Regions from separate parts of the Mus musculus genome. Here region 2 is linked to region 1. The links are chromatin loops, found by intact Hi-C in ENCODE. Cell type or tissue: left cerebral cortex. All regions are shown on one strand. Links, peaks and the distances in the headings refer to the core of each region. The heading gives the core; the rest is flanking DNA.

The links. Hi-C counts contacts between places; a loop is a spot of excess contacts. Peaks named below come from ENCODE experiments on the same cell type or tissue, not always from the same donor. Only the 100,000 strongest peaks of a DNase experiment are listed, where the experiment ranks them.
Region 2: a loop joins it to region 1, with 2.4 times the contacts of the local background. A loop is called at or near these places in 2 of 42 quality-filtered maps.

Annotation. Positions count from the first base shown.
Region 1 is chr11:81,044,369-81,061,086 of GRCm38, forward strand. The region is part of intron 1 of Asic2 (acid-sensing (proton-gated) ion channel 2); the gene reads right to left. It also overlaps the pseudogene Gm11416. Among named protein-coding and RNA genes, the nearest start is that of Gm51910, 83 kb to the right of the region's middle. In left cerebral cortex, for the core only: no CTCF peak of the experiment used is centred there; DNase peaks (open chromatin) are centred at 9,659 and 11,586; H3K27ac peaks cover 1,303 bases.
Region 2 is chr11:80,905,027-80,921,744 of GRCm38, forward strand. The region is part of intron 3 of Asic2 (acid-sensing (proton-gated) ion channel 2); the gene reads right to left. It overlaps Gm51909 (a long non-coding RNA gene), which reads left to right. Exons shown (of 3, transcript XR_003949743.1): 1 at 1-16,718. Among named protein-coding and RNA genes, the nearest start is that of Gm51909, 16 kb to the left of the region's middle. In left cerebral cortex, for the core only: no CTCF peak of the experiment used is centred there; DNase peaks (open chromatin) are centred at 7,923, 8,300 and 8,527.

The DNA of each region.
Region 1 (16,718 bases), core at 5,067-13,066:
CAGGTGTAATTATCAGTGCTTCAGACACTGCAGATCAGTGACCCTAAAGGCAGGGTGACAGAAATTACCCAGCAAGCTGTGGGACAGCATCAAGTGACCAGTCATGTCAACCCAGTCGTCAGAGAAAGGAGGCATGCCACAGAACAAAGATGAACATGAAAGGGGCTCCTTAGAAATGATACCTGTCCTAAGACACTTTAAAGTATTGAAAGAAAGCAACTGTTAGCCTGGAATCCTCTACCTACTGAACAGATTTAAAAAAAAAAAAACACAAAAAACACAAAAAAAAAACCAAAGGCGACAGAAATGCTGTTCTTTCAAACCTCCAAACGACAGAAGCCATCATCTGAAGACAGCTCCCTTATGAAATGTTAAAATAAATCCTTTAAGCAGAAAATATATTGATAGCAGATGGAAAGTTAAAGTTATATAAAGAGTACATAAGCAGAGATACTTTTTCCCTGTTAATCTTAAAATCTGTTAAGAGATTATGTTGAAGAAGCACAAACAATGTGTGGGGCGGGGTTTCTAGCTGACGGAGAAGTCACAGGCATGGCCATGATACTGGCGGAAGAGAGTGCACTCAGTGCTGCTGGCCCATCCTACATACACCAGGACCACAAAAAAATGGATAATACGCATCAAATAAAGCAGTATGACGGACCAACATAGATAAAAATATGCTTTTAAAGTTTTATAATTATATTGGAAATTTCATAATGCATATGTGTTTTGATAAAATCTATTTCCTATTTTATTTCTCCAACTCTCCTCTCACCACGTTGCTCTCCTACCTCCATGTACTCTCCCTTTCCCTCCCTCTCCCTCCTCTTCCCTCTCCCTCCTCCCTTTCCCTCCTCTTTCCTCTCCCTCCCCCTCCTCCCTGTCCTTCCTCCTCCCTTTCCCTCCTCTCTCTCCCTCTTCTTCCCTGTCCCTCTTCTCCTCTCTCCCTCTTCCTCCCTCTCCCTCCTCCCTCTCTATCTTTCTCACTGAGTTTTCTTAGTGCTGCTTGTATGTGCATGAGTACAGACAGTTTCTTACACCGTCTGGGTATAATGCATCCCAGAATAGTTATGAAAGGAATCTATCATGATTTTAGATGACATTATATCACAATGTCAAAAGACTGAACTGCATACTCAAAGTGCTATATAGGCTTGACTATAATATAATTAATCTCTAAGCCCTGCATGTAGAGTGCTTGCTAGCATGTATAGGGCCCTGGGTTTGAGCCTTGACACTGCTAAACAAAACAAGTCCTCCATACAGGATCCTGAGGACATTCATCACAACAAGGGGAGGAGTATTCCTGGCAGTTAGTGGGAGGAGCCAGGGGTGCTGTTAAGTATTGTAAGTTGCACAGGACAGCTCTCCAAAGAAAGAAAGGGTTTTGTAGCCATAATGCCAATAGCACCAAGATTAAGAAACTCAATTCTAGAGCAACCCCTAAAGACAGAAAGCAAAGAGATAGCAGTGAGAAACCAACAAAAGGGATGGCGAGATGGGTTACTTGGTAAGGTGCTTGGTGCATGAACATGACAGTATAAGTTTAATCCCAAGAACTTAGCTAGAATAGCTAGATATGGCACACATTCAGCACTGGGGAGATGGAGACAGAGGATGCCGGGACCTGCTGACCAGCTAGCTTAGTCAAATCAGAGGGACCTAGGCTCAAGGAGGGATTCTAACTCAAAATATAAATGGAAAGTGACCAAGAAAGACATCCCACATCAAATTCTGGCCTCTCTTTGTTCTTGTGCACATACTTACATGCATGCTTACACACACACACACACACACACACACACACACACACACACACACACACACACAGAGAGAGAGAGAGACAGAGACAGAGACAGAGACAGAGACACATACAGAGAGAGAGAGAAATAGAGAGGAAGACAGACAGACAGACATATAGATATACACACACAGAGGCACACAGGCACACACACACAGACATACACACATAGACATACCATAGGGAGAATGAAATAATGAAAAACAGCCAATTAGCTGGACCTAATAGGGCATGCCAGTAATTCTAACAGTTTTGTGGCTGGGGAGAGAACTACAAATTAAGGCCAGTCTGGGATAAATAGTGAGACCTTGCTTTAAAAAAATAAAAATAAAAACAAAACAAAGTCAGTAAATAGATATATAAATAAAATAATCTAAAATAAAGCAAGAGAAGTAAATGGAAAAGAGAAAAAAGTGAAATAGGAAAACCACATCAAATGGTGGATTTAAACCCAAACATGTCAGCAATCCCACTAGATAAAAGAAAGTGGCCTCAACATCCAAAGTCAAGGCAAAGAGTGCTAGATGACAGGAGTGTTGGTGACAAGAACAAGACCAACTGTGTACTGTCCTCAAGAAGTGCAACTTTGAAGACACAGGGTAGTCTTTCCCATCTTCCATGTTGGCTGGGAGAAAAGCAGAGAAACTGGACACAAAGAAGGAAGTCAGGAAGGCTGGCGTCAGTGTGATAGACATGGCTAAGAAGGGTAAGCCTAAGGTTAAGAAACTAAGAGAGGGGAATCCCCAGTGCAGTCACAGGTAACCCACATCTCCCATGGATTCCAGAGAGGTCCAGACAAGAGGAAGCACTCAGCTGCCAAGTCCAAGGTTAAGAAGGCTCTTGTCTGAAAGTGGATGGAAGACACCAAGGTTAAGAAAGTTCTTGTTGATGGGCAGAAGACTCCCAGAGGCCCATGCGTTGCCATGTGGTCCACCCATAAGCAGAGCCTCTAGAATGTGCAAGTGAGTGATGGAGAGATGGGACAGAAGGAGACAAGGAACTGTTTGTGCTCTATCAAGAGAGGCAGAACTAGAGATGGGAATGGGGTGGGTAGGGTGGGGGTGTGAGGAACAGCCTGACAGGAGCAGCTTGCCCTGTGACCTGAGGCCATGGTGAAATCCCAGCCTGAGCTCCTGCTGAGGGCTGTGTCTGAATTCATAGGCATGCAACCTCAGGGGTCTGTGTCAATGTTCAGGATCCATGTTCCCACCAAAGGCCTTGTGGACATCCCTGCTCTGGGCTGCGGCCTGGGAGCATGTTGATGTCCAAGGGTTGTGCAGAGCTGACTCTGCCCTCACAGGCTGCAGCATTTGGGAGAGTGGACCCTGCACTTCATCTGGGAAGCACAGTAGAGCTGGCCCTGGGGGTAGGGGTGCAGGTGATCCTGCCAAAAGGTGTGAGAGCTGGAGAGCTGTCCTGGTCCCTTGCTGGCTGTGTCATTAAGGAGGCAGGGCTAACCAGTGTAGTGCTGGAGAGCTTGCCCTGGTGGTGTGGGTGTGGGAGAGCTGGTGGGCTGACTAACTCAGCTACCATCCAGGGCTTTGAGTTGGCCCACCCCAACATCTACCCTATGTATGAACTGCTGGAGCATGTGAAGGGCTGGTTTTGCAGAGCCAAAGCTGCAGGATCTTCATGACACAAGGCAACAACAGGATATCAGAGAGGAGTCCAGGTAAAGATCCAGTATTGAGAGTGTAGCAGAAGCCAGAGGCCTCAAACCAGACTAAGGATTCTGGGCAGAAAGGTATACTGTGTGACACACCGTAACACAGTACAGCTTCCACAATGAGATTTGGTTTTTTGGTCTTGTTTTTATTTTATTTTTTATTTTCTTTTGCAGGGGAGGGTTGCAAGGGCACACGGTGGATACGAAGGGACGGGGAGATGAGTGGGACTGGGGTGCATGATATGAAATTTACAAAGAATCAATAACAATGTCTTTAAAAAGCCTAAAAACAAAATAAAAGTTCTTGTCGCTGTCACAGAACTGTTTGGTGCCTACAAGAACGATAGTACGTAGGTGGCTGAGCTTAGCAAAGTGTCTAGATTTTATTCTATCAAAGACATTCCATGGGAGCTGCTTAGCCATTGAGCCATTACTAACAACACAACCACACCAATTGCCCCCCCCCTCCAGTCAGCATGTGAGATGTTTATACACCAGTATCACAACCAAGGTGATTCTGGTCATCCTCACTGGGCCTTGTAAGGACAGGACAGGGGTCCTCTGGATGCAGTTGGATAGTGACCTACTATTTGTGACTGGGCCTCTTTTGCTCTCTCAAGTTCCTCTGTGTATAACACAGCAGACCTTCATCATTGCTGCTTCCCTTAAAACTGACTTCAGCAACGTATAAATCTCAGCCACCTCACTGGCCTTCAAGTCCACACGAAGGGCCAGAAGCCCCGGCATGGGGGCAGTGAGTTCTTCCACACTGAGAAGGAGAAAGAAAAGATTATGGAGCAACCAAGGTTGATCAGAAAGCTGTGGACTTACAAGTTTCACCAAAGATCAAAGCTGCCCCTTAGCTCCGGGAGCTACAAGCAATCCCATTTTACTCTAACAAGCGGAATTTACCTTCACAAATCGGTGTTCTAAATTTCTTACCGCAAATCTAATTATATAGTGGATACATTAAAAATAAGGCAAAGATTAAAGCTGAGGAATGAAAAGGGTAAAACATGCTGACTCCCTTAAGAAGAAGCTGTAGTAGCTCTGCGGATACCTGACAGTTTGAGAACAAGGAGTATCGACATCCCCTCAATGACAAAGGCATCAGTTCACCAAAAGTGCATAGTGACAAGACTGTGCCAATAACGGTGCTTCCAAATGCACAAAATAAAGCCTGGTAGTGCCATGAGGAGAAACCCACAACCCACGACTATGGCGTGAGCTGTCTCCACCTCTCTCAGTTATGTGCAAATACGCAGACTAAAACTCAGTAAAGACACTGAAGACTTTGATAATATTGAACAGTGAAAGTGTTTTGTCAGCTGTTGCTTAGTAAAATGCCAGAAGCCATTCACTTTGTAGAGAGAAGACATATATTTTTGGGTCACGGCTGTGGGGGTTATAGGGTCCAAACAGTATGCTTTAGGCTCCTCTGGACTGCATTATATATGACCGGAGCACTGTGAATGTATATGTATCTGGTCTCATGTCCCACTGCCAGTTGTTTCATTGCTGGGGATTGAGTTCAGGGCCCTGCTTGTCCTAAGCAGATGTGCTACCACTGAACTACCTCCGTAGCTCAAGGTTGTCTTGTTGTAACACCCTGAGGACTCATGTGTGGGTTAGTTTTTGTTTGTTTGTTTGTTTGTTTGTTTTTAAAATGACTTGACACAGAATCACCTAGGAATAGTGAAGGTCACATGAGGAAGTGCCTCCATTGGACTGGCCTATGGACATATCTGTAGGACATTTTCTTGAGTAATGATTGATGTGGGAAGGCCCAGGCCACTGTGGGTGTGCCACCCCTGCCTGGGCAGGCAGTGCTGGGTTCTATAAGAAAGCAGGCTGAGAAAGCCATGGATAACAAGCCAGTAAGCAGTGTTTCTCCATGGTCTCTGCTTCAGTTCCCGCTTTGAGCTCTTGCCCTGGCTTCCCTCCATGATGGACTCTAACCTATAAAACATAATAAGCTCTTTCCTCTCCAAGTTGCTTTTGGTCATGGTGTTTTATCACAGCAATCAAAAGCAAACCAGGACAATTTGTTTGTGGGGGCTCCTTCCTAACCTAGACTAACCATTCCCCAAAGATCCCTGCTTATAACACCACATTCAGATTAAGTTTGAATTCTCTTTCTAGCATTAACATAAGACTTTGAGGGCTCAGGCAGGGTAAGCCATTTTCAGACCACAGTAAAGAATGAATTCTTTCCTTCTGAGGCCAAGGGCAGGGCAAAGTCCATGCTCTTGTCACTGGACTCAGCATTGGAGTGGAGGGCTTAGCTAGTTCACAAAGACAAGAAATATAAATAAAAGGCATGCCCATCAGAAAGGAGGATGTAAATCTGCCTTTGTTCATGGGAAATAACCATCTATGTGGAAAATCCCAAGAAGTTAAAAACAAGCTATCAGAATGAATAAGTGCATTTAACAGGAGTGTATCTTACATGGTCAATATGCACAAATAATTGTTTCAATATACTAGCTATAGATGATTAAAAATGAAGTTTAAAAATACCATTGTGAACAATATTAAAAACATTAAATAGTGATTAATTTTGGAAGACTATAGATAAGAGCTATACACTAAAGAGTAGAAAATATTACTGGATTAAAGACTTGCATTAATATAAAGATGCCACATAATAGATAGCAAATCTCTATATTATTAACATATTAATTTTCACTAAGCTGATTTATAGATTAAATGAACCCAAGTGAAACTCTAAGTAGGAGTTTTTGTTTTGCTTTGTTTTTGAGATGGGAGTCTCATGTCTCATACAGCGCAGCCTCACCTCAAATTCTCTGTGTAAGAAAGGATGTGACAAGAACTCCTGATCCTCCTGCTTCTGCCTCGCAAGTACAGGGCCTGGCTTGCACCGGACCCCAGCAGAACCTTTGTGTCCATTGCATGTGTGGTATTTGTGTGTGTGTGTGTGTGTGTGTGTGTGTGTGTGTGTGTGTGTGTGTTGACGCACGTGCATGTGCATGTCAGTGGTTAATGTCAAGTATCTTTCTCCGCTATTCTCCACCCTTATTTAGATTCAGGCTCTCTCACCGAACCTTAGCTGAACTCGGACTCAACTAAGCTAACGGTCAGTGAGTTCAGGAGACTCACCTGTCCCTGCTTCCCCATCTCTAGTGTTATAGATGATTGGGGCCAGGCCTGGCATGAACGTGGGTGCTGGCGATCTAAGTTAAGGCCCTTGCATTTATGTGGAAAATGCTTTACAAGCTGAATCTCCTCCCCAGCCACAATTGTTTTTTAAAAGAGGACACTGAGATGCTGAATATTCCCATGTGCTGGTGGGGATGTGAAACAGTGTGTACCTTCCATTCTATTCCTGGGTGTTTACTCAGAAATAATAACAGAAATAAAGTATAAGTCCACGCACACACTTGTAAACAGAGGCTCTCTGGTGGTGCTATTTGTAAGAGCCCTAAACTGCAAACAGCCCTGTGACCATTAACAGCTTAAAATAGACTTGTTTTAAAAGGTGGCATGCCTCCTACACAATAGAGAAACTACCCAGCAATAGAGAGGGGCACGCTATTCTATATATGAAAGTGCACACGAGTCAAAACATTATTATGACTCCTGGTTAAAGAAGTCAGGCCAATACCAAGGGGAGGACATCCTATAACTCCATTTGTATGAGGTTCTAAAATATGCAAACTAACCTGACAGAGAAGTGACATCTGGGGTTTCCTAGGCAAGAGGATGAAGGAAGGGTGAGGGACCCAAAGGAGGCCTGAGAGATCTGTTTGTCTTCTTGGTTGTGTGGATGGTGTGGGTTCACAGGTGTACTCCTCAAGGCTCATCACACGAACACTGTGTGTACAGACGACTGCACATGCTCACACTGGAGTGATGCCATGGAATGTCGAAGGAAGGAAGTGGGGGAGGGGGGAGGAGAGCTGAGGGGGAAGAGCTGAGAAGCACTAGCAGGGTGGACGCTGGTCAAGGAGTTGCTATCTGGCCATACATGATGTTGACCTCTAAGGATGGCTTCCCACGGGATAGCAGGGAAGCAATTTTCTTCATATACATCATTGGCCAGAATCATGCACCTGCCTTTCCCGAACCTTCCACGAGTCAGGAATTTCCCATTTCTTAGCAGAAGAGGAGGTGTGGATGTCAGAGAATTAAAACCTGGACTCACCACAGGGAACTCACTCTCAGGAAGTGAGTTTTCACCACAAGCTGATTCAGAGGATTGTTTTCCCTTCCTTTTATCCCCCACCCCATCCCTTTTCTCTTTCCTTCCTTCCATTTAGTGAAGGCATTTTAAAGAGACTATACACAAATTGATGGCTTAAAAATGCTTGGGTATGGAAATTCTAAATGCTGGAGGGCGTGGAAATAGCAGCTGCCCTGATTTGTTTATTATACATCAGTTATTTGTCTGAAATTGTCATAATAGATTCCATAAATATGTAAAATATTATGTGTTGGTTTGAAACAGAAAAAGGGAGAGCCCAGCTAGCTATGAGGGATGGAGCTGTAAATGGGGCCAAGTGGCTGGTTTTCGCTTCACTCCTAATGGTGACATTCATGAAGAATTGTCTGCACGTGCTGCAGTCTGTGGGTTGCCCAGACGTGAGGGCTGTGCTGCCCTTACATTTTGTGCCTGTGGATTGCCAGCATCCAGTGACTTGGGTCTTCTAATGAACCAGCCAGGATTAGGTGAAAGTGAACTTTTTATCACACAGAAGGTTCATACTTTATTGTCCTCTTTGACATAGTCTGTGATGGATCTCAAGAGGGGAACAATTGGAAAGGCGCCTCTCTGACGCTGTTTCCTGTAAATGGCCAGATATTAATATTTTATGGGCTCAAAAGCATGCCACTTTTTCTAATTGAATCCCTGCAGATTTGATGCTGTAAGAATAGACACTTTTGCTTTGTCTCAGGACTCCTTATACATGGCTTTGGATTGAATGGAGGAAAGAAGACCCTGTCCCATGGACTCATGTTTGTTTCTCCCGAATTGGCCTTTTTCCACGGACAGCTGCTCACCACCAGTGGTCTGTGGGAGAATCTTGCTGAGCAACTTGCAAGCCCACCCTGGGTTCTGAGGCAATGTAGTACTGACTTGATAGAACTCACATCCAAGTCCTTCAGTGGTGTAATTTGCATGTTAATGTTCTAATTACAAAGGTGGTTTAGCTATTCTTTCAAAGAGGGGAAAACACTAGTTAACTGTACATAGACTCTTTGTTTAAAAACTAGTTAGTAGCTAGTAAATACTAGTTAACTGTACTTAGACTCTTCTTAATAGCCACTCAGGCAAGTCCCTTCCCCCTAGCCACTGAGGCCTCTCCCTCCCTCACTGTCTTGAGTCTCCGGATCCTTGGTCAGAGTCTTTCCTTTTCCCACACTTAACTTCCAGGTCTGGTGTGTTTTCCTTTCCAATAGCCAGGGTCTCTATTGGAAGACTTTCCCCTGCCCAAAGGAATCTGCACCCACCACATGGATAAGTTTAGATACAGAGAAGGCACAGGGCCCCAAGAATCAGCCCTAAGGAGTGACTGACAGGGCCTTGCTGCTTGCGGAGACCAGGTCTACAAATTGTTCTCAAATCTGTTATAATGCTGAGAACTCTATAAGGACATAGAGAACCCATGACCTTCCGTATCTTTCTAAAACAAGATATGTGTCTCGTGAATGTGTATGAGGGCGTTTATGTGCACTTCTGGGCATGAGGGTGTGGAAAGCTGAAAGACAACTTGGGTAACATCCCCAGGAATGCTGTCTGTTCCCCTTGAGTCGGGGTCTTTCACAGCCTGCAGCTCGCTGATTGGCTAGGGTGGCTAGTCACTACACTGTAGGCATCCCTTTGTCTCTGTGATCCAGCATATGTGGTATTTTTTCTGTAAGCACTGGGGATCATGCTCCGGTCCTGTGTTTGCAAGGCAAGTGCTTTATGAATCAAGACATCCTCATACCCACTACACTCAAAATTCAAGACCACTGCCAAAGGGAGTCAATGCCAAAGTCTTGGCAGAAAGGGTCTGATGAAACGTAGCTTGTGGGGTACCTCATCGGGGCCTTCAGAGCCACTGCCTTCCTCTCCTCCAACCCGGAGATATACAGCTGATCACAGTAGGCTGGTAGAAAACATTGGGGAAAGGCTTACTGCTTGCCACTTCTCGGGGGATGGTGACAGCACCCAGGCAGAAATGTCTGGAGCTTGCAAGGATGTGTGAAGATGGGACAGAGAGGAGGGAGGAGGAGAACGAGTGTGGGAACAAGCTAAGTTGGGCTCTGGGCTTGACAAATTATTATTCGGCTGGCTTGCCCGAATGGTGACATATTATTTATTAAAATGGAAAGAAAATGTAAAAAGGAAGATGTAAGCCCAACGCCAACCTCTCTGAGCAGAGAGCTGGCACAGAGGAGCTGCTGCACAGCCCATGATCCACATGACAGTGGCCTGTGGAAACGAGGGCCATGGTGCCTGTTTGGAATCCTCTAGACTCAGGAAAGCCATATGGATGGCAGCACAACCTCGGGCATGTTCTCAATCCTTCCTGGGCCTCAGTGTTCTCTGAGTGTTATACCCAGTCAGTCCTTTTCCATGTGTCATCAGGACTAAGGAAGCAGTGCTGGTTCAAAGTCAAGTGCCAGTTATGCTGTGGGCACACAACGTGTGCGCAGGGAAATCTTTCTCTTTGCTATAGTTCTCTCTCGCCAGCCCCATTCTGCAAGGGCTAAAAATGAAGAGCTGAACTTGGATATGAACCCCACACTACTTTTTCACCCAGATCTAATTCAATGCTGTCCACCTAATAACTGAAGCTGGGGAGCTGCAGTTCACAAAAGCCTAGTAGAAAAACTAGGAGGGCGGAGCGTGAAGGCTCCGGGCACAGAGTCATGGCAAGGAGCTGGTAACATTAATTCATCTGCTTTGATTACATACATCATATATCTGTATTACATTCATGCACTGAACTGTACCTTACCAACCTGTACAGATTACATACTAACCAAATATTTCAATGTATTTGAGAAGATGGAGATATTAACTACCCAGTTTGGTCATTATATACTTTACCTAGGTATCAAATAATCTTACAGAATATCAAAAATACATACAATTAAAATCGTAATTCATAAAGTTAAAATGCAGCGCTGGGGATATGGGTCCATTGCTAAGGTGCCTACTGATTAATTATGAGACCAGAGTTCAGATCCCTAAGAGCAGGGTATGTGTGTGTGTGTGTGTGTGTGTGTGTGTGTGTGCATCTGTAATCTCACCACTGAGAGCGTTTTGCAGAAGGAGGATCTGGAGTTTGCTGGCTCGCCATTCTAGCCAATGGATGAACACTGGGTTCAGTGTGCCACAGTGCCTCATAAAGATACAGCGGGAGAGTAACAGTGAGACACCTAACACGGACCTTTGGCTTCCACATCATGCACACACATCTCCTTCCATGTACACATGTGGAGACACGTACACAAACATCCATACACATATGCTACACAAAGATGCATACACACCACAAAAGGAAAATAAAAAATTCAAAACAAAACTCTTCCCGTTTTCAACCACAGTATGTGGCCACTGTGTTAAAAGCACATGAAAAAAAATGCTCTTCAGATATAGAAGAATGTCAGAGGAACCTATACCACAAGAGGCTCCAGCCTCCTGTGACCACTAAGAAGGGTAATTGGACACAGAGTAGCCTGTAAAATGTACCCCTGCAGCTGACTGCTGGGAGCCTCCCCAAAACCCTGCAGGGGTGTAGATCAGCAGACGGTATAAACAGAACAGCAAACAGCCTTTTATTTGGTAGAAGCCACGTGTCACTGTCAGAAGCAATAAACTCCACGCGCAGGAACTGGGTGCCCTGGGTCATGGCAGCATGCATCTGCTTATGTCTGATTAGGATACATTATCACACTTAGTAGCAGCAGTGCCCCGTGCCCTGGTCAACTCAAGTGACAAGAATGATCTGGTGGGCTTGCAACAGCGGGGAGTGGTGGGAGAGGCTAGAATGCAATTCTAGCAGGTGGGAAGTGGCTGGATATAAATATTTTAAGACAACAAATATGATTCAGAAGCTAATTGGAACACACTGACGCCACCCAGGACTTCTGCAGCGTGACACACAGATGGGAATGGGACTCTCCGCCTCTGCATCGGAGAATATATGATAAAGCGTGAAGGGAGCTGGCCCTCCCAATGACACTTCTCTAGGACCTCAGTAGAGAGCTGGCAGGTGGATCAGGGAGAGGCAGGATAGAGCAGGGATGGGTGCAGGAGAGCCGCTGACTTCCTGGCTTGAGAAATCCTCTTAATCTTTGTAGACTCCATCTGAATAGAAGCAATAGTGGGTAGTGGTTAGGTCAGATGCTTTTTAAGTTGTCTATCTAGCTCTCTCTTCTAACACTGGAATTCCAGTGACCTGTACCTGACTCCTGGATCTATATTTAGGACTTAGGAGATAAAAATAGCTCAGGGGAGTCCAGTCCATGGGTCCTGGAGCCAAAGAGCTTGGGTTCAAACATAAATGATGTTGCTGATTGAATGGCCAAACAATGCCAGCCCAGACACAGAGAAGAGGGGCCTGCTCTGGGTTCTGAAAAGTACTATAGAGGGCATATCCCTGCTTTCTTCCATCTGTACCTCTTAACAATGGGATCCATGAAGACATGCCTTCCCAGAACCCAAGTTCTGATCACAGACCACATTCCACATCACTGGGTTTTCTGATTTGAATCTTCACTGTCTTCTATAAGCTTATGCTTTGAGTACTTATTCCTCAACTGATGGCACAACTTTGGGAGGCTGTGGAACTTGAAGAGGCAGAGTCTAACTGGAGGAGACACATCCTTAGAGGCATGTCTTTGAAGGTTATGGCTGCCCCTGTTTCCTTCTCTGCCTTCCACTCCAGCACCATGTGAACAGCCTCTGCCCCACAGTCTTGCTGCCCTGAGCGGGGATGTTCCACTGTGCCTCCCCTGCTAGGATGGACTGAAATCATGAGCCAAAATAAAAGACCCTTTCTCCTCTGAATTGTTTCTGTTACGTATTTTGTTAGAGCGACACAAAAGCGGCTCATACACTGCGGCTCTGGATCTTTGTCCAAAGACCCCAAGTCAGCCTCCAGGATCACGATGGTAGACTTCCATCTTCTGTAAAGGAGAAAGACCACGGCATTGGCATATGAAGCCCCTTTCTCAAAGAGTGGCCAATCGTATTGGGGTGCTGGAGGTTGGATGTGTGAACTGGGGAGCTCACATGTATGTCGAAGAAGCCTCACAGAACTTGGCTGAGTAACCATAGCCAGGAACCATACCCTTCCTGGTTTCCAGTTTTGAAATGTAAATTAATTAATTAATTAATTAATTAAAAATAAATTAAAAAATCTCAAGTTACAGCCAGGTACTGAAGTGCTTGTAAAGGTGTATTGGCCAACTGGAACGACAGACATTTTATTTAAAAATCTGTTGGCTGTTTTCAGAACATGGAAACATTTATACATGTATTATATAAGCTTCTACGTACACCTTTGCCCCCGGCCCACAGGTCGTAAGGCATGGTAGGCCCTGATAAAAGTGCTTAACCATTTGATTCAGGGTTTCCTCATTTGTAAGGTTAGAGATAATGTCAGAACTAAGTTTACACAGCTCTTGAGCGGGCCACAGAGCTGACACATACACACTGGCCTTATGCCCAGTGTGTAGTGAGCATTCAGTAAAAGCTTCAGGTATTATAACTTGTCCATCATCCAGACATGAGATTGTTCTGTGTTCAGTGGGTACTCCAGTGAAATGGCTTGACTTTGTCAGTTGTCACGACACTTGGCACATGGTCACTGAACTAGGTGGCTTGACCGCAACATGAATTGGCATCTTGTCACCTTCAACTGCCAGTATCAGCCTATGTGGTGCTCCAGCCTGGGGGGACCCTTTCTATATTCTCCTGGGAGATCTGTACCCTAGGGACATAGGACCATCACCTGCATGGCTACAGTCAATCAACGAGATGCATGTACCAAGCTGTTTACAGATCACTGTGACCCAGGCCTCCTTAAATGTCACTAGCTCTGCTGGGGCAAGATGTGTGGGAAGCTGACACACATAACCCCTGTCTTGAGAGTAAATAAATAAGTTTTATGCAGGCTTAGGCATCATGCTATGAAGTGTCTTGCTTGGAAACTTGGCTCTTGATAACAAGCCAGTGGGAAGGCCAACTCTCTCAATTTAACTTCACTATCATTAAATAGCCTTCCGTGGTTCTTGATACGCTTATTTTATTTTTCTGGCCCCATGCCAGTTAAAAGTAGGCTAAATGATAACTCTGTTAACGAACACTTCAGCTAATTTTGTGGCAGAGACTGCAGGGGAGGGAGCAGGTGGGACCGTCCTCACACTGTGGGCTCATAACCATTTCGAGCATCAAACATTTATTAAGGGCCAGTAATAAAAGCCCCCATGATAGTGTAATGGCTCATTCTAAATGCTTCCTGCTAATAAAATGAGCATTGATTCAAAAGGCAGTATTTAAATTCGATCCACAGCATGTCAAGGAAAGGCCAAGTGTGGCTGGAGTGTGAGAAGCGTTTAGCCTATTCATTTAACCATCCAAGGTCTGGCAAATTGTGTGACAGGAAATGCTTCACTGGGGAGGCACTTACAGACCCAGCTTCAATGCCTAGCTCCCTGCGTTAGGTCTTGCTAACGCTGAACTTGGGGTACAACTCTCTGAGCCTGTTGCACTGGTTCCTTAAAATACAGATATTGTAGTGGTTGGCTTTAGTTGTCAACTTGATACAGTCTAGAATCACCTAGGGAGATGGTCTCAATCAGGGATTGTCTATATTGGGTTGGCTTATGGGCCGGTCTGCAGAGAATTGTCTTAATGAAGTTAACTGAGGTGGAAAGACCCACCGGTGGGTGGGTCTTAATGCAGGCAGCACCTTGTCATGGGCTGGGCTCTGAGCTGTTAAAGAGAGGAAAAGCTAGCTCAGCATAAGCAGGCAGGTGTGAGAGCATGCGCCCATCTCTCTCTGTTCTTGACTGTGGTTGTGATGTGGCCTGCTATCCCATGCTCCTGCTGTTGTGACCCACCCTGACCCCCCAGTAATGGACCGTAACCTAGAATTGTAAGCTGAAATAGTGCCCTCTTTTCCCCTAGATTGTTTTTGGCCAGTGTATTGTATCCCACAACAAACACTAACTAGGACCACTGGTCATACCTCTCCCATTAAGTGGCTTGCAGAGTTAAAGCAATATGGAATCCACATGCTTAAGATTCCTTACTACCTCCTATGACCCCAAATGTGGCTTCACTCTTGACAAATACTTGATTAGCTTCAGGGAAGTGACTGTGCCATGGACAAATGAAGGACTCAAAACCTATAGGCTCCTGATGATTGTTGAAGCTGTTTGGCATAGGAGCGCCTTGATCCCACCTCCAACTCGGAAACGCCTCTCATGGTCCAGCCAGTGAGTCTGACGATGGCGTTTACACATTTACACATGTACAGTCTTTCAGTTGTACTTGGGACAAAGCCAAATCCCACATGATTATATCCAAGGCCTGTCTCTTACTACCATGCACCCCTCCCCCTCTCACAGACCTTGTGGGCCAGCTGTATACTCTGTTCTGTCTCCTCCCCTCACACACTTCATCCCCTCTTCCTGAGCAACGCTCTCCACCCTGAGGGGTGGCTGAAGGACCCTCTTCAGAGAGCCCTGAGCTTCCCTCTACCAGCCACGGCCATGTGTCCCTGCAGCCCTCTCTCTTGGAGCTGGAGATGCACCTCATTTCTGTGTGTCTAGGCACGGACTCCACATGTTTCTCTGAGTGGGTCGACTCGGCTCTCACTCCTAGAGGCTCTTGTCCTGTCCTAGAGATTTAAAAAGAACCTATCTGCTGAGAACTCACAAGTAAATCTGGCTTGGTCCACCTCCTCAATCTGATCGTGCCGACACTCAGCTGCCCACTTGCATATCCACTCGGATGTCCATGCCTGTCCTAAACTGGGCTCTTCACAGTTCTTCCCAAACAGTCTCCTCCTCCGCCCTTCCCATCTTAGCAGATGGGAACTTTATTTTTCTGCTTCTCAGACCAAGAGGTCTTGTCGTCACCCTCCTCACTTTCTTTAACCTGAATATCCCCATGGCTGTAATTCTGTTAGCTCTGGTTCCAGACACACTCAGCATCTGACTCTTCCCATCACCTCATTCTTGCCTAGATTAGCATCTAAGGGAGACCTCCTTGTCTGCTTCCACCCTCCTGGTCTGTAATAGCAGCTGTTAAAAGGACTGGGATTAAACCTTATATTTTTAGATGAGTTGCACAGGCACAATGCCTATCTAAGGGTAACATCTAAGAACATACAACCCAGTATTGTGTCCACAGTGACACTGCAAGAGGATGCTGTTTCTCTGCTCAAGACTCTCCACTTACTTCCCAGCCCATGCACAGGAAGGCCAAGTTTCCGGAGTGATAAGACCCTGTATGATCTGGTTTCATCTGCCTGCCAAGTTCATTTCCACTGTTTGTTAGACATCCCAGGTGAGCTCCCACCTCAGGTCCTCTGCTGTCCTGTCCGCTGGGAACACTCCTTCCCTCCTGCCACATGGCTCTTTCTTTTTGTAGGGACTTTTTCTAGCCTCATCTTAATTCTTAACTTCTCAATACATATCACTCTCCCCTGACTTATTGATCATTGTCCTACATAATTCATAATTTATTTATCGCATCTATCTTCTGTCATTTCCAAGCTGTGAGGGTGTTGACTTGGGGATCTCTGTCTATCCATCTACATCAGCATACGATACACAGTGTCCCTTAATCAAAGTATTCCCAATGAATAAATGAATAACATCTTCAAGGAAGACATTAACCCCAGGAGCTCAGTTGGAACCAGTAGTCTCCAGTGTTGGGTACGAAACAGTCTTCCTCCACATCATTAGTAATCGTACAGTGGTAGAGATCTTTACATTTTGATGAAGAATTCAAGTTATATTTCCTTATATTGGCACAAATTTTTTATATTGATTCAGGTTTAAGGTTTTCATTGGTATAAATCTTTGTATGTTGATGCAAAATATAAGATTAACTTTGCTACTCTTAGGTAGGCATTGTGTCTATGCAACTCATTTAAACATACAAGGTTTGATATCAGTCCTTTTAATAGTTGCTGTTACAAGCTGTTTAGTATAATTAAATAATGCAAGTTAATAGTCAGTCAATCAAACTCATAGTCAAGTTAGATATTAGTCTGG
Region 2 (16,718 bases), core at 4,342-12,341, 140 kb before region 1:
GGAGCCTCAAGGGACCCTGAAGCACTGTCTTCAGCTATCTGAAGGACTGTCTCAGGGAAGAAGAATTAGGTTTGTTTTCTGACATCCCAAGGGAAAGACAGACACAGGAGTAGTTGTCATAAGGGAGGCAGAGATGAAGATAACATTTCTTGATGTTATAGGCACTGTGGCGGGCATGCTAAATGCACTACCTTATTTAATCCTAAAGAGGGATTGTTCTCAACACAAAGAGAGCTTTCTAATCCACCAGTATAATTGTAATGACATTATCCTTATACTCTTGGGAGTGAATCCTCATTGGCTGGGCTTGGAGGAGAGAGATTCAGGTATTGGCTGTGCCTTCGGACGAGATAACCTCTAAAGTCTTTTCAGACCATCAGTTGGAACTCTAGAATGACACAGCAGAATGACCTAAACCCTGCTCTCAACTCCACTGTGTCATGGGCTGCGGTGGCCTCGGGTGTTCTATGGTGTCTTCACTCCCACCCCTCAAGCCCAGATATAAGTCTTCTCATCTGACTTGATAGATTCGGTGCTTCCTGGTCACGGCTATGCTCATTCACATCACATACAGTCCCCCATCCGTTCCTCCGTCCTTACTCTCCACCCACGTCCCTTTCTTTCAGCAAGGTCTCAGGCATCCCAGGCTGGCCTCAGGCTCACGGAGGCTAAGGAGGATGTTGAGGATCGGATCCTTCTGCCTCCACTTGCCAAGTGCTAGGATTTGTACCACCACACACCGTTTTAGGTGGTGCTGGGGATCGAACCCTGGACTTCATAATGCAGGGCAAGCACTTTACCAATCGTGCCATATCTCCAGCTTTAACTCTGTTTTCTTTTCTTTTCTTTTCTTTTCTTTTCTTTTCTTTTCTTTTCTTTTCTTTTCTTTTCTTTTCTTTTTTTTTCTGGTTCTCTTTACCATTTGAGTTTATGGGCCAGAGAAGCTCTGCCTTTCTGGCTAGGAGTTAGGGAGATCGCTTAGTGCTTGCTTTGCAAACATAAGGACTTGAGTGCAAAGCTCACATAGGAAGCTGAGTGTGGCTGTGTGTACCTGTAACTCCAGCACCAGGGGAGTGTGACAAGTAGATCCTGGGAGCTCTCTCTCTCTCTCCCTCCCTCCCTCCCTCCCTCCCTCCCTCCCTCCCTCCCTCCCTCCCTCTCTCTCTCTCTCTCTCTCTCTCTCTCTCTCTCTCTCGTCTATTCACACATGTGAGTTAGAAGGTCACTCGCTCGATCCTGAGGTCAGGTTCTAGGAGAGAGAGCTAGAGAGCTAGGATCACGAATGGTAGAGTTCATGATTATAACAGACGGTGGATGAGCCAGTCAGGAAGAGAGGAGAAACACCAGGATTGAGCCTTGAACCTTGCATTTCCTGACAACCCTGTATCACAGAGCTGGTGATAACTGGCTTAAATTTGTGAGCAAATCAAAGGAAGGTCTGTATTCTCTTTCCCTCGCCCTACACTGCTTGAGGGTCTTTCCACAGGCTTTTCATTTTATATAACGAAGTTTATATAAAGGAAATGACTGCCCCCTCCTCTGTCTGGTGTCATCCCTGTGTACTTCAACCTCTAAAGGGTTCAGACAGTCCCAGACCTAAGGTCTGAGACTTACCAGCAGGTGGCACTACAGCCCGATGTGCTCTTTTGGAGTTCCAGCTGTCCTTAGTGGCTCAAGCTTGTATCTTAGGCCCTGGTCCATCTTTCGGGACCTATCCCTGTTGTATCTGCAGCCCACTGTCTGAGGCTCCAAGTTAGAAGGAGATATTGAGAGGATGCTGGAAGAACTTTGGGCTTGGGAGGAGAGGAAAGGAGAGTGAGACAGGGAGGCCTACCTGGCATACCTGATGGCTACCCAACACCTACCCAACCCTTCTATCAACTTTTTAACTTTCTGCTTCAGGGAGTGGACATGTTGCTCTCTTGAATGGTATCCCTCTAGGTCCTGGAAAACACATCCAGAGTCCATGGCAAGGCTAAGCCCTTAGTCTTGTTCTAGCCTGGCTTCTGATCTCTTCCCCTCATGTTGTGGAGTCCTGGCCTTGTTACGAGGTATACTCTGTGGTTCAGACTAAGCAGGAGTTGACTCAGGCACTGTTGAACTACTGAGTTGGGGGAACTTGAACATGCGACTTGGCCTTTCTGATGTGTCATGCAAGCATGAGCTCCGATCTTGAACCCCTCAGAGTAATGCCGAAAGATTAACCTTGATAAGGGCATATCTGTGTAACCCAGTTGTGACCCTCAGATGATATCTCTCCAGTCCGCTTGACATCACAACGGTATTCTTTGCTGTGAGCAAAGAATTGGGTAGAAAGAATACAAGGGAGGAAGGGTTATGTTAGCTCACACTTTCAGAGGCTGACAGCCTATGACGACAGGGAAGACCTGGTAGAGTGGCTTGGTTCATAGAGGCAGGAGCTAGAGGAAGCTGCTTATTATTGCACGATGCTAAGCAGGAGGCAGGAATCAAGCCAGAAGAAGGGCCAAGCTATACCTCAAGCTACACTCCCCAGTGGCCTCTGTCCAGCAGCAAGGTCTCAGAGGGTCCATAATTTCCCTAAACAGCACCGCCATTTGGAGACCAAGCTTTAACACACATGAGCCTATGGGGACAGTTCCCACTCAAACCATAATAAAGAACTTGTATAAAATGCAGCTGGTGGTTAAATTCTGCAGAAAGCCCACTGGCACAAGATCATGGGACCCAGGGAAGATGTGCGGGTGAGCTGGGACAGGCTCTCTTGTCTCTTCACCTCACCTCATCTTGTCCCGTCTCCTCTCCTTTTCTGCTGCCTCCTTGATCGCAGCTCAGGTGCCTTCCGACTTTCTCCAGAAGCAGCATCAGGATATTCCTAGGCACCGCCATCCTCCTCTAAAGTCCTGGCCTGCGGCCACATCCTCTCTCACAGAGTCTCACCTCACCACGGTGTTTTCCTAGGGGAAAGGCAGCTCTCTCCTGAAGAGGAGTTCTCAAGGCAGGATGTTAAGGTTTTTCTGCCTGGTTGCATAACAAGATGGAACATCCCCAAGAGTGCCTGATGCATAATGGATGTTGAAGAAGTCAAAATCATAGTCTCCATGGGTGTCCTTATCACCATCCTGTGTCCCTGACTCAGGGGAGGCCTCATGGGACACAGGCAGTGGAACTGACAGGCCACCTGGCTTTGCTCTGCTATCAGCGACTCAGAAATGCAATCTGAGGCTTGCTTTGCACGTATGAAGATGCCGGTTTGATCCCTAGGATTCATGTCTTAAAAAAACCAACCAAACGAAAAAACTCAACTGAGTGTGTTCTCATGTGATTGTGGAGATGGACAGACAGGCGCATTTGAGTGTATAACTGCACACATATGAGCATACACAGATACACAAACACATATTGGTAAACTGTAAACTGTAGCACACCCTTATTTTGTTTGGCTTCTGGGGTCTTCTATCTGCAGCCCTATCTGCTTGGTTTTGGACCACGTTGCCAAGACTGTATCAGCAATGAGATGCACTGGCTGAGATTGAGAGGAGAGAGTTGCTGAGCCAACATGGCAGTCCCTCAGAGCCTTACTTATAAAATCCAGCTTCTTCAAAGCCGTCTGTAAATCAGGGTGCAGGGCCAGCCAGGGCCCAGGGTACTGAGTGGGCGGGTTGCTCTCAGTCTACTTGCCTGCTTTAATATTTGGCTTAGAGTGGGTTTTCTTCCTTCTTTCTGTCTGGAGAACTAGATCAGGACAAGACCAGCGTGACCCTGGCTCAGAGCCAGCAGCAAGCCTTCATACCCCAGGGGGAAAAATTGCCTTAGGTGCCAAAGGGGAAATTCCCTCTCTGTCATGTCTCTTAGAGAATGCAGTCAAAGGGGTGCTCAGCTCCTCAGCAAAGCTCCCACCAAGGAGGAGTTGCTCAGTCAAGGTGACATGGCCTCTTCAAGGATGCAGGAGGTGGGGGTTAGGGTGTAGTCCAGGCAGTTTCTCATCAGGAGCCTCAGGCCAGTGGTTCATCTTGACTGGACAAGTGCGTCGTCCACCCCCAAAATATTTCAGGTCCCAGAGCCTACAGAGATGAATGAAGTGGGGTGCTCACACTCAAGAGGCTTCCGTACCCCTGAAGTCCTATTATTATTACCTTGAGGCACGTGCCATTTCTCTTTCCCATTCTCTAGACAGCAAAGCTGAGGGTTAGCAGGGAGGATACAGTGCTCTGGTCTCCATGGGTCTGTACTGTGGCAGGCTTAGGACTGGACCACATTTGGGTCTTTGACTAGTCTATAGTTAGGTTTCCTCGTGTGACCTTGAATGTGGCATTCAAACTCTGTCCTATCACTAAGGGGTCTTGTGCATTGAGGAGACCCAGGTTCTAGAACCTGAGCTTCTCCTGCTTTTAGCCATGCCTTGTGAATCCTTCCCCTACTTTCTAAAACATGTGCACACTTCCATCTTGCCCACCCAGGAGGAGGAGAAATCAGAGCCTGCTTTTTGAGCTGTAATTTTGAGTTTGATGTTTTTATTGCATCCTGCCGAGTGATTTAAGTGTGTTCGCAAATGATTATACTGTGCTCCTTTTTAAACAATTCTAAAATCAAATAAAACACTAGAATCAAGTCCACCAATCAGCTGGTAACACAGGCATCTGAGGGGTCTCAGGGGACACATGTCCTTTCAGGCAGCCAGAAGGGAGGAGGCACAGTCTTAACGCCTCTGCCCTGTTGCACTGAAAGTTCATCCCACAAGGTCAGAGCATGGAGGATGGGCTCAGGACCAAGCTATAGTTGCTGTTAAGAGATGGGGCAATAGAATCTCTCAGTTGGTCTGTACCTATTATATGCCTGGTTTTGAGGTCATCGCTTTAAAACCTCTCAACGATTTGGTGTGAAGTTCTACTGCCCAAATGTCCACCTGTCGGCTAACGGGCATTGGAAGTATAGCTGGCATTTGAGTTCTTGCTCAGGCCAGGTACAGTTCAAAGCATTTTTATGGTGTAGACTTACTGAATCCCCATACTTGCCATATGGGTTGATGCTTTAGTGATCTCTGTTGAATCTGTCTAGATTGGTCCACAGAGGGGAAGCAACTCTGTTCGCATGGCTAGCGGGTGGCAGAGAAGGGATTAAAACCCAGATGTCTGTCCTTCTCAAAGGCTACCTTCCAAGGACTGTGTATTCTAATATACCACACAGGGTGGGGTCCACACGGAACCGAGGTCATTACCATGTGGATAGATGTAGGCTGATGCAAAAGTTTAAAGGATGGCAACAGAGGCTCTTCAGACCACCTCCTTCCCAATATGGAAAATATTGAATGGTTTACTTTTATAACAATCCTGCCAGCAAATGTCTGTTTTCCCCACTTCACAAAGGAGCAAGCTTCAGTATTAGTTTATCTAATACCAAACTGCTGAGATGTAGCAGGGGTGGGATTTGAACTAGGGTCTACCTGACTGCAGTGTCAGGACCCATCTAAATCCAGGCTCTGCTGCTGACCCACTGTTCTCGCTAGAGGCTTCACCTGAAGCACATGGGCTCAGCCAAGACAACCTTAAGGTGCAGTGTAGAGCAGATGATGCCCTAGAAGGCACACCACGTGACTGTGCCCTTTCCCTTCATCCTGGGTGTATGACAGGCTTTACCAGTCAATCAAAGATGCCCCGCCCCCCAAGACTTGTCTAACTACCGCCACTTAACTGAAATTGGAATTGAGAGGAAGCATTCCACGCTGAGAGGCTTCAAATGCAAACCACACATGGCTAAATATTCTCAGGGAATGGGCAAAGCTTATTATGCACTATAGAAACACAGAGTGAGCTCCCCTTCCCTGTAAGAGCAGTGGCTGGATTTGCTCTCTTAAGCAAGAGTATACCCAATTAGTGTTTGGACCAATGGGACCACAAGGGGATTTCACTCAGAAGTCAGCCACTCCCTGCCCGCGTTTTGAAGTTGCCAGTGCTGTTTGCTGTGCCTGCTGCCAGGGACTCAGAAGCAGCAGTGGCTGATGTAGCACTTTACCAGGCAGCAAAGATCAATTTCAAAAGTGAGTTATCCGTGATTTGTGACAAATAATAAAAACCATAAGTTCGTATCCATTGCAAACCGCCTGTGAGTGGAAGAGGATGTGACAAGAACAGAAAATGTAAATTGGCTCTGCAGAAGAAGAATGTTGCTGTGTTTTTGAAAGATGGCAATGCATCTTGCTCAAATGTAACTTTTCACTTCGGGGCGCGCTAGCTCTACTCGGTGGCAAATGAGAATGTTTGTAGATATGATGTCATGGCTACAGAAACAGCTCTGCAGTTTTATTTTCATCTATCTATCTGTCCAACCATCTACCATCTGCCCACCTGTTAATCTCTTTAGTATCTATCCATCCATCCATCCATCCATCCACCCACCCACGCATCAATTCTTCCAATATCATCCATCCATTTATCTACCCTCCAATATGCATCTATCCATCTATCAAGTTCATTCATCCACCTAAGCAACCATCCATCCATTCATTTATAATCCATCCATCCCTTTATAATCTATCCATTCAACCAACCATCTATCCATCTATAATCCATCCATCTATCCATCCATCCATCCATCCATCCATCCATCCATCATCCATCCATCCATCCATTCATCCATCATCCATCCATCACATCTTCCATGTGTCCAGGAAACAGTACCCAGTGTTTCAGGAACACTGCTGGGAACTGACAAGTTGAGGATGAATAGCATGGTTCCTATGCCTGTGGGATAAGAATCTAGAAAGAGTAGACATGACCTAACAAGCCAGGTACTGTAGAGGAACAATAAAATACAGGGGTGCAGGGCCTCAGAGAGGGCATGATCAGACCAACTCAGGAGGAAGGCACAGGAGAGACTTCATGAGGAACTGAGTCTTGAATGCAGGAAGATCAGGCATGGGGAGGGTGTTTTAATGAGAAGAAACAGCATGGGAAAACAGTGTCTTTTTAAAAAGTACAGCATATAAAGAGGCCTTGCCTCAAGCAGGCTCCTCAGGTCATGCACTGAAACTGGCATTTGAGTGGCAGGCTGTGGCCAGTGCTTGGTGTCTAGGGAACAGGCCTGACATAGTGCTAGCTGAGTGCCTGAAGATTCTCCTGCAGGACACACACATCCTAGTAGGTATGGCCCTGCAGAGTCCACCCCTCGGTACTCTTCCAGTTAGCTTCCCAGTGTTCCGGCTTTCCTGGCAGATGTGTCTTCTGAGTGTCTGTGATGAAGGTGTGGTGTTCTAATGGCCTCTGGGTAACAGCTGTGGGTAATCCCAGCCGTCTTCAGCAGTTTTCTTGGTGTGTGATTTGCTGGTTGGAATGAGAGGGAGCGAAGTAGAGATGAAGGTGGCGTGGTGAAAAACTAACTGGAGCAATGATCTTGGCACAAGTCATGCTGGCCTGGCTTGGCCACCTACTCGCAAGCTCACTGTGTGGGGTTAGCACTTCACCTCTCAGAGCTCAGCCAGGTTTTAGGCCCTCTGTTCTGGTGCCAGGTCCTTGCTTTAAGTGGGGCTTTTGTCCTTCCCAGTTCAGGACCCAGGTGGCCCCACACCTGATCAGCGTTGGTGATATAGTTTTCGGAGTCCTTCTCTCTGACTCCCACTCCCTTTCTGTAAGCTCCGTAAGTGGTGACTTGGGTTCCAAATTGTTCTTAGAAAATTCCTGGGTCCATCTTTCATCTCCCAACATCATGAAATGAACAAACCAGAAGGGGTCAGTGGGAGCATCCTTTGTATGTGAACCTGGACCTCTCAGCGGCTGCTGCTGCCAGGATCCAGCCACACAAGGAGTAGACTACATAGCACAACAGCAACCTCTTATTCCACTCATGTGGCCTGAGGCATGAATGGCGCCTCCAGGGAGTACACTGGGGCGATCCTGAGCAGTCTGCTTCCTACCACTGCATTCCCATCTGGCTTCACAAGCTCCTTGGCTAGCCATCCATCTCCAACTCCCATCTTCCCACTCTTTCCCCTTAAAATACATTACATTTACATGGCACTGGGGACATTCTTGTAGGCGTGGGGGAGGAGGCGCTGGGGGTGGGGTCAGAGTGTTGATGGGGCTTAGATCCATTTCCATTCACAGTCTATTTTTTTTTTGAATGGGAATCTTTCTAATATTGTTTTCCCTTTTAAGAATAAAAGTAACCTAGGTTTTTGCTTACCTCAGACTAATAATCCTTCTGTCCCAGTCTTCTAAGTGTTTTTACTGCTGAGATTACAGGCATGTGCCACCGTACAACATTTAAAGTTAGAGTTGGATCCAGGTTGGTATATATCCCCAGTGTGTTTGCTCACTGGAAGCACAGCTCTGTGCAGTTGGGACAGGGTTGGCTTCAGTTCTATGTGCTCTTTGGAAATGAGAGAAGATGAAAGCAGAAGCCTGAGCCCAGGCATAGGTACCAACCTGGTGGTCTGAGTCCCTGAATGTTCACCTCCCTTGGGACATACTGCAGTGACAGGGGTTCCTGTGTGACAGGAACTACCCTAGAGCCCATGTGTGGAAGCCTGGAAGGCTCTCCTCTCTGCATCTGTAACATGCTGTGATCAAAGTCTGTGGCATTCCTGAGCCCAGATGGCTGAGTCAGAGGCCCGTTCACACTGAGCAGTTGCCACGGGATCCATCATTTATCATTTGATCCCTTCCTGGAGCTTTCCATGGGGGAAATGGTGGACTTCCCCAGGCATAAAGCATGGTTGTCTTCGATGGAATTCTGTGAGGGTGAGCTCTGAAACCTGAGGCTCATACTCTTGGCACTTAACTCCTAGACAGCCACTGATCTCTTGGCTCTTTGTCTTGTAGCTCAGCCCTGTGCCAGCTGGGGACCTGCTTCATGTCTAGGCTGGCTCCCTGGTTTTGATGTTGGTGGCACCACACTGTGTACCACAAATCCCCAAATAATTAATTCTCACAAGAGCTCATGATGGTTTATGCAAATCTATCACTCTCCATTGGTCCACCAAATGGAACATTCCTGTCCCCGTCTCTAGCAATACTTTAGTTCTGGGCACTCATTTCTCTTTGTGAGTGTGTGTGCTATGCATATGTTTCTATAAGTATGTACATTTGTGCATGCATGTGTGCAGGAAAGCTGGACATTGTAGATGTCTGGTGTCTTTCTCTACTTTTTTCCCACATTATCTTTTGAGATATGATTCATTGCCAAACTTGGAGCTCACAGATTCAGTTAGACTGGCTGGCTAGCAAGCTCTAGGGATCCTCCTGTCTCCACCTGACCACACAATCCTATCCCAAGGTTACAGATCATGCACTCGTGCTAGGCTTTTGCATAGATGCTGAGGATCTGGACTTGGGTACTCATGCTGGCGTGGTAGACACTTTACTGACAGCCATCTCCCCTGCTCTGCTAAGCAGTTTCTTACACAGATCAGGGCTACTTCACAACCTTAAAAAATCCACTTTCCTTTCCACTAAACCGTGCCAATCTGTGTGGATGAATTGATAATCTTGGATGGTGCTATTTAAACAAACAAACAAACAAACAAACAACCCATCTAGTTATTTAATGTGTATGCATGTTGTGTATATGCACCATGTGCAGGTGGGTGCCCCTAGAAGCCAGGAAAGGGCATTTATCCCTTGGCACAGGAGTTAGAGATCTTATGTGAGTGCTGGGAATTGAACATTGGTCCCCTGTGAGAGTAGCAAATGCTCTTAACTGCTGAGCCATCTCTCTAGTCCCCATCTTGTACTACTTTTAAAGACTGTTAATATACATCCATGAAATACTTTCGAGCATATATGACCTTTTATCTATGTGACTTTATCTTTGGCCCTTAGGAAGGACTGCTATGACAAGACCAATATACCACCTGCCTCTGGAGTTTAACAGGGATACATTCTACTGTGGATGGTATACCTACTCCCTATGTCTATGATGAAACTCTTCCTGCAGAGTAACTGTATGGGAAAACAGGTCTTTTGGGTGAATAATTTAATGTTAAATAAGAACATAGGGTCTGTCCTGGTGTCTTTATAAGAAGAGGGAGAGACACAGACCTCTCTGTCCCTATGTATACAGAGAAGGGCTTTCTGAGAACAGCAGGGGAAGTAAGTCTTGAATAAAGTCTTGTCAGAAACCAGCCCTGGCATCTTGGACTTCCAGCCCCCAGAGCCATGAGGAAGTAGGTATCTTTCGTTTAAGCCTCTGAGTCTTATATGCCTTGTGATGGCATGTATTGAGCAACTGGGCTTGGTCAGTGAGTTCTTGTTAGAATTCATCTTTAAGATTAATCTATAGCTGGAAAGATTTTCCCTCCTAAAACCAGGTCAAGGGCCTAAATTTCTAGACCATCCATATCTACTCTAATGAGTGTGTCCCATCTGCCACGGCTGCTACTCACATTTCACAGAAGGGGAAATCAAGTCAAGAGGTCATGGCACAGGTCAGAGTTATTTTACCACCTTAAAAGCCTCCTGTCCCCCTGACTAAAAATATATTCCACAAGTGGTGGAGTCTTGGCCTTGAAATCTATTTTTTGGGTTAAATCCCTGGGTCATCAAAGTTACTTAGCACTCCACGACTCCTGGATAGGAATTGTGTCTGAGTTTTGAGGTTTCCTTCCTGGGCTTAGAGTCTTTGATGACCAATTTCCTCTGTCAACTTGACTGGATTTGGAGCCACTTGGGAGACATACCTCTGGGTGGGTCTGTAGTGTGTTTCCAGACAGGTTTAATTGAGAAGACCCACCCAGACTCTGTGGTAGCAGCTTATGGGTAAGAAATGAATATAAAGGGAAAAGGGAGAGAGCTAAGTGGTTTCAGCATTAGCCCTTGTTTCCTGACTATGGATACAATGTGACCAACTGCCTCACCCTGGCTATGGATACAATGTGACCAACTACACCACCCTGGCTATGGATACAATGTGACCAACTGCACCACCCTGGCTATGGATACAATGTGACCAGCTGCCTCACCCTGGCTATGGATACAATGTGACCAACTGCACCACCCGGGCTATGGATACAATGTGACCAACTACACCACCCTGGCTATGGATACAATGTGACCAGCTGCCTCACCCTGGCTATGGATACAATGTGACCAGCTGCATCACCCTGGCTATGGATACAATGTGACCAACTGCACCACCCTGGCTATGGATACAATGTGACCAACTGCACCACCCTGGCTATGGATACAATGTGACCAGCTGCCTCACCCTGGCTATGGATACAATGTGACCAGCTGCATCACCCTGGCTATGGATACAATGTGACCAACTGCACCACCCGGGCTATGGATACAATGTGACCAGCTGCATCACCCTGGCTATGGATACAATGTGACCAGCTGCATCACCCTGGCTATGGATACAATGTGACCAACTGCATCACCCCCCCCCCCACCTTTTCTTCCCAACCATGATTGACTGGATCCCTGTAAACTGTGAGCCAAATTTAATCCTTCATCCCTTGAGTTGCTGTTTGTCAGGCTTTTTTTTTTTTTTTTTTTTTTTTTTTTTTTTTTTTTCATAGCTTGAGAAAAAGTGAGAAATTCAGAGGCTGAATTTGGATCTTTGGCCATGGGCCATGGCTCTGCTTCCCAGGTGAGCCTGTGAGATATGGCTGTAGAGAGTGGAATGTCTGTATTTTCCACCAAAAGAGAGCCGGGTGGCAGGATGGGGCCTGGCCACAGGCTTCCTCACTTTTCCAGTTGGGCCCTGCAATGACCTGAACTGTTACTTTCTCAGGTGGCTCAATGGAGCAAGGTCAATTTTTGTAGACAATACCTGTGACAGGTGATGCTGCGAAGCCCATGGAACTTTAGGACTCTGCAGGTCTGGAGTTTCATTCTCAGCTCTGTTTCTGGATGTGTAGGCACAGATACCAACCTTCAGGTTTACTCTGGAGACCAAAGGGAAAGTCCTGGGGGGAGGGTTAGCAAGGTACTTGTCAGCATGGGGGAGGGGTGGTAAGAAGATTGGGCTACAGCCTCAGGCAAACGTGGGCTTGGACTCCAGTTCTTTCATGTGGTTACCCAGTCTCCCCATCAGTAAGTTAGGATTACCAGCTGCTCCCATTGCAGTGCGGATTCTCTATCTATCAGTTAGGATGTACATGTTTTTACCTCCAAAAATGTCTGTAATGCATTATCATCAGTGACCTCAGCACTGTGTTCTAGTTTCTCTCTTGTTTCCAACTGGCACATAGAATACCCATGACTCTTACGGTCATCATGGTTAGCTTAGATTTGATGAGCATGGTAACTGAGTTCATGGTTGCCAAGGGCTCTGCACAATGCCTACTGTGGAGCAGGTGTTCAGTTAATTGCAGCTGTGGTCATTGTACTGTGGGAGTCTTGGGAAGGTTTAAAATATCTCTGGGCCTTGCTTTCCTTATTCACACAATGGCTATACTGATATTTAGGGCATAGGGTCAGAGATACTATTAAATAAGTTAGCACATAGACTGTCATATTCACACCATTTGTCATGGAGTTAAGGCTCAGAGGTGGCAGCGGCGGTGGTGCTTCTTCTTCTTCTTCTTCTTCTTCTTCTTCTTCTTCTTCTTCTTCTTCTTCTTCTTCTTCTTCTTCTTCTTCTCCTTCTCCTCCTCCTCCTCCTTCTCCTCCTCCTCCTCCTCCTCCTTCTCCTCCTCCTCCTTCTTCTGCATCTTCTTCCTCTTTCTCCTCCTCCTCTTCTTCCTCTTCCTTCTCCACCCCCCTCCTCTTCCTCCTCCACCACCTCCTCCTCCTTCTTCACCTTCTCCTCCTCCTTCTTCTCCTTTCTTCTTCTGGAACAGCACTTTCTTCTTGTGGAGTGTAAGGTGAGGAGAAGGGAGGTGTTCACCTTGCCTGAGCTCTTGGGACCTGCTGGATGATGTGTCTCTTGCTCAGTGCTTCCCCCTTGTGGGGGAAAATAGAGCCTGCACTAGGAAGCTGTAACTGTAACCTCCATAGAGTCTCTTTGAACCTTCTCCATAGAGTCTCTTTATACCTGAAGGTGGTGACCATTGGAAAATTTCCCAGGCTACAGATGTAGATTCAGAGACCACCTGCAGCCTCCACTCATCTCTCAGGAGAACTTGCTTCCATATGGGGGATGTGTAGCATCAGGGGTGGTGAACTGAAGTAGCAACATCCCTTGTTCTGAGTGCTTAAGAGCTACATTTGGGACTTAGTCCTGAATCTGAATGACCATGGCCACTGGATAGCTCATCTCCAAGTTTTAGAGCCTCCCATATGTACAGTTAGCACAAGTGCAGGTTTGGCAAAAAGAGGATGCTCAAACGAGTGGGGTCACCACATGTGCTTGCCTTCTCAAGGGTGGAAGCTTTAGAGAGAGTGTGGGAAGATCATAAGCAACACTGACTTCAGCCACAAAATGCCCAGATGCTCTTTCTGCTGCTGTGATAAGATGGTCCTTGAAGCAGGCTTTCTCCTTCAAGTCTCTACCATCTCAGATAAGCAGTTTCAAGCAACTCCTGGGAACTAGCCTTCCAAAGTGGTATGAGTCACGTCTCCGTCACAACTCTGAGACAGTGGCACAGTCATGACAGGAGAAGAGCTGAGTGGAGATCATGACTAATACCCATCCATCGACACTCTACAGAGATCTATATGAGGGAGGACTGTTGGTATCCCTGTCACACAGGCAAGAAGACTGCAGCAGAGACACGAAGAATCCTGCCTGAAATTCCACTTCTGGGGATAGCCTGATGTTGAGGTCACGAACCAGTCTCCTATGTTCCTCACAACCAAGTGGTCTTGCTTGTTCTAATACCAGGTGACAACTAGTGGCCTAGGGAAGAAGATGGCTTTATTAGAGACTCATTGGGAGATTCCTGTCCCAGGAATCTCTGCTCAAGACTCCTTTTACTATTGATGAAGACATACCACCATCCCACAGATGAAATGATTGATGCCCACAGATCCTAGGTGATTGGCTCAAGACCACATGAACCCACAGCTTCAGGCCCCTGGTCCTGTTACACAGTGAACCTACTCTTCCCATCTTCACCCCTGCCAGCTCTCTTTCTGAGTCACTGCCATGCTTCTTATTGGAAGGAGAGGATGACCTCATATCCTGAGGACTAGACCCCACAGTCAACTAGCACATAGTTATGGCCCTGAGGGTTTAAATTTGAGTCGTTCCCAGTTGCTTAAAAACAAACATAAGGCCTGAGGAGTTTAGCTCAGTTGATTGAGTGCTTGCCTAGCATGCATGAAACCCTGGGTTCCATCCCAAGCACTGCAGAAAACCAGGCATAGAAGAGTATCCACAATCTTAGCACTAAAGGGGTAGATGCAGGAGGAGGAGAATTCAATATCATTCTTGCTACATGGGTAGCTCAAGGTCAACCAACAATACAGGAAACTGTCTCAAGCCACCACCTCCTCCTTCTCTTCCACCACCACCACCACCACCACCACCACCCCAAACTTGATTTATCTCTGGTGCTTTCCAGATAATTCCTAGGTAGGAACTGGTGGGGACTATGTTAGGAGTAGAAAGATGCAGTAGGTTGGAGGGAGATAGTCTAAGTTCTTCCCACTTTCAGGCTGGGTGGCCTTGAGCAAGATGTTGACCCTCTTTGAATGTCACTTCTCTTTACATGACACAGGAAATCAACCTGCATATTGGAGGGCTTTGATGAGATGATGTGCAAACAGAACCCAGTATTTCCCTAATGGTATGTCGGATGCTCAATAGATACATATATTCATATCTGTACATACAAACACAGGCACACCACATACACACATACACAACATACAATACACACATACACCACACACACACACATGCACAATGCACCACACACAAACACACAAATTGCACATACACACATGACACTCACATACACACACATACCACACGTACATACATACACCACACACACATATCAGACTCACATACACACACATATCATACACACATACACACCACACATACATACACCACACACATACACACAAACATATACATACATACATACACATACTACACTCACATCCACACATACCACATCCACACATCCACACATATATCACACATATACATACACCACACACACACATCACTATACACACACACTACATGAACATACACACATACCACACACACATACATACATGCACATATATACAACACACACATACATTCAGACATACACACACACACATATACACATACTACACACACATACACACAAACTATATACACACACCACATGAACACACCACATACACACATACACAACATACAATACACACATACACCACACACACACCACATGCACAATGCACCACACACAAACACACAAATTGCACATACACACATACCACACATACCTACACATATATACATATACCACACACACATACACACATACCACACAATACATACATACATACATGCACATATACACAACACACACATTCAGACATACACACATTCAGACATACACACACAACACACATATACACATATATACACATACTACACACACATACACACAAACTACACACACACACCACATGAACATACACTCACACCACACACACACACATACATACATACATGCACATATACACAACACACACATTCAGACATACACACATACCACACATACATACACATATATACATATACCACACACACATACACACATACCACACAATACATACATACATACATGCATGCACATATATACAACACACACATTCAGACATACACACATACCACATATACATACACATATATACACATACCACACAGACATACACACATACCACACACACATACACACCACACAAACACACACACATACCATACACACACACACACACACACACACACACACACACACACACACTTCTTTTTTTGACTTAAGCAAGTCTAATCTGTAAAGCCTCACCCAAGTTCTCTCTGGTCAAGAGCAGAAATTATTTCAATTATTTAAGGATCTGTAATTTTTCCAGGTTTAACCCTGTATCCTTTAAGTGGCAGTTACATGTGTGGGCTGCCATGCTTGTTTAGGAACCATTAGCTGCTTGACAGTGACGTTAGTCGGAAGAGAGAATGAGCAGGACCCGCGTCATTGAAAGCCATAGGCTGCTAAGAGCCAAATGGGACTTGAGGGGAAAAATAGATCTGAAAGACTAACCTAAGGGGAAAAATCATTTATAAATACCAATCTCACTCTTTTTCCCAGGAACCATCCTCCTGTTGTTCAAAGCAAGCTATAAATGCAGAGTGGGGTGCCTCCAGACGTTTCTCCCTAAACTTTGCAAGCGCAGAGACAGGTGACTGGAATGGGCTTTCCCCACGTAAGATGCCAAGGTTGTAATTGCTAATTCTTCTGGTCGTAATTTATCCTGCTGTCCCGGTGGGTAGCTAAACAGCTCTGATCACGAACTGCCCAATCGGCTTATAAGTCTTCTTGATGAATCTCTCTCATTGTCACGCTCCTTTCTCTAGGCTGCGGTAATTCTTGACAACTGTCTTACAGCTGCTGTCTCCTGTGGCTGCAGAGGGGACGAGTCATCCATTAGGAAGCACACATGGTTAGGAGCAAGCTCCTGGCGTTGAGGGATGGCAGGTGGAGGACAAAGCTCTTGTCTCAGGATGGAGAAGAGGGTATTAGAGTCTGCCAAGTGACCTCTGGGATGTGAGACACACCTGGTTCAAGGTCTTTGTGTGTGTATGTTGTATTGTATTGTATTGTATTGTTTTGTATTGTATGTGAGTCTGTGTAT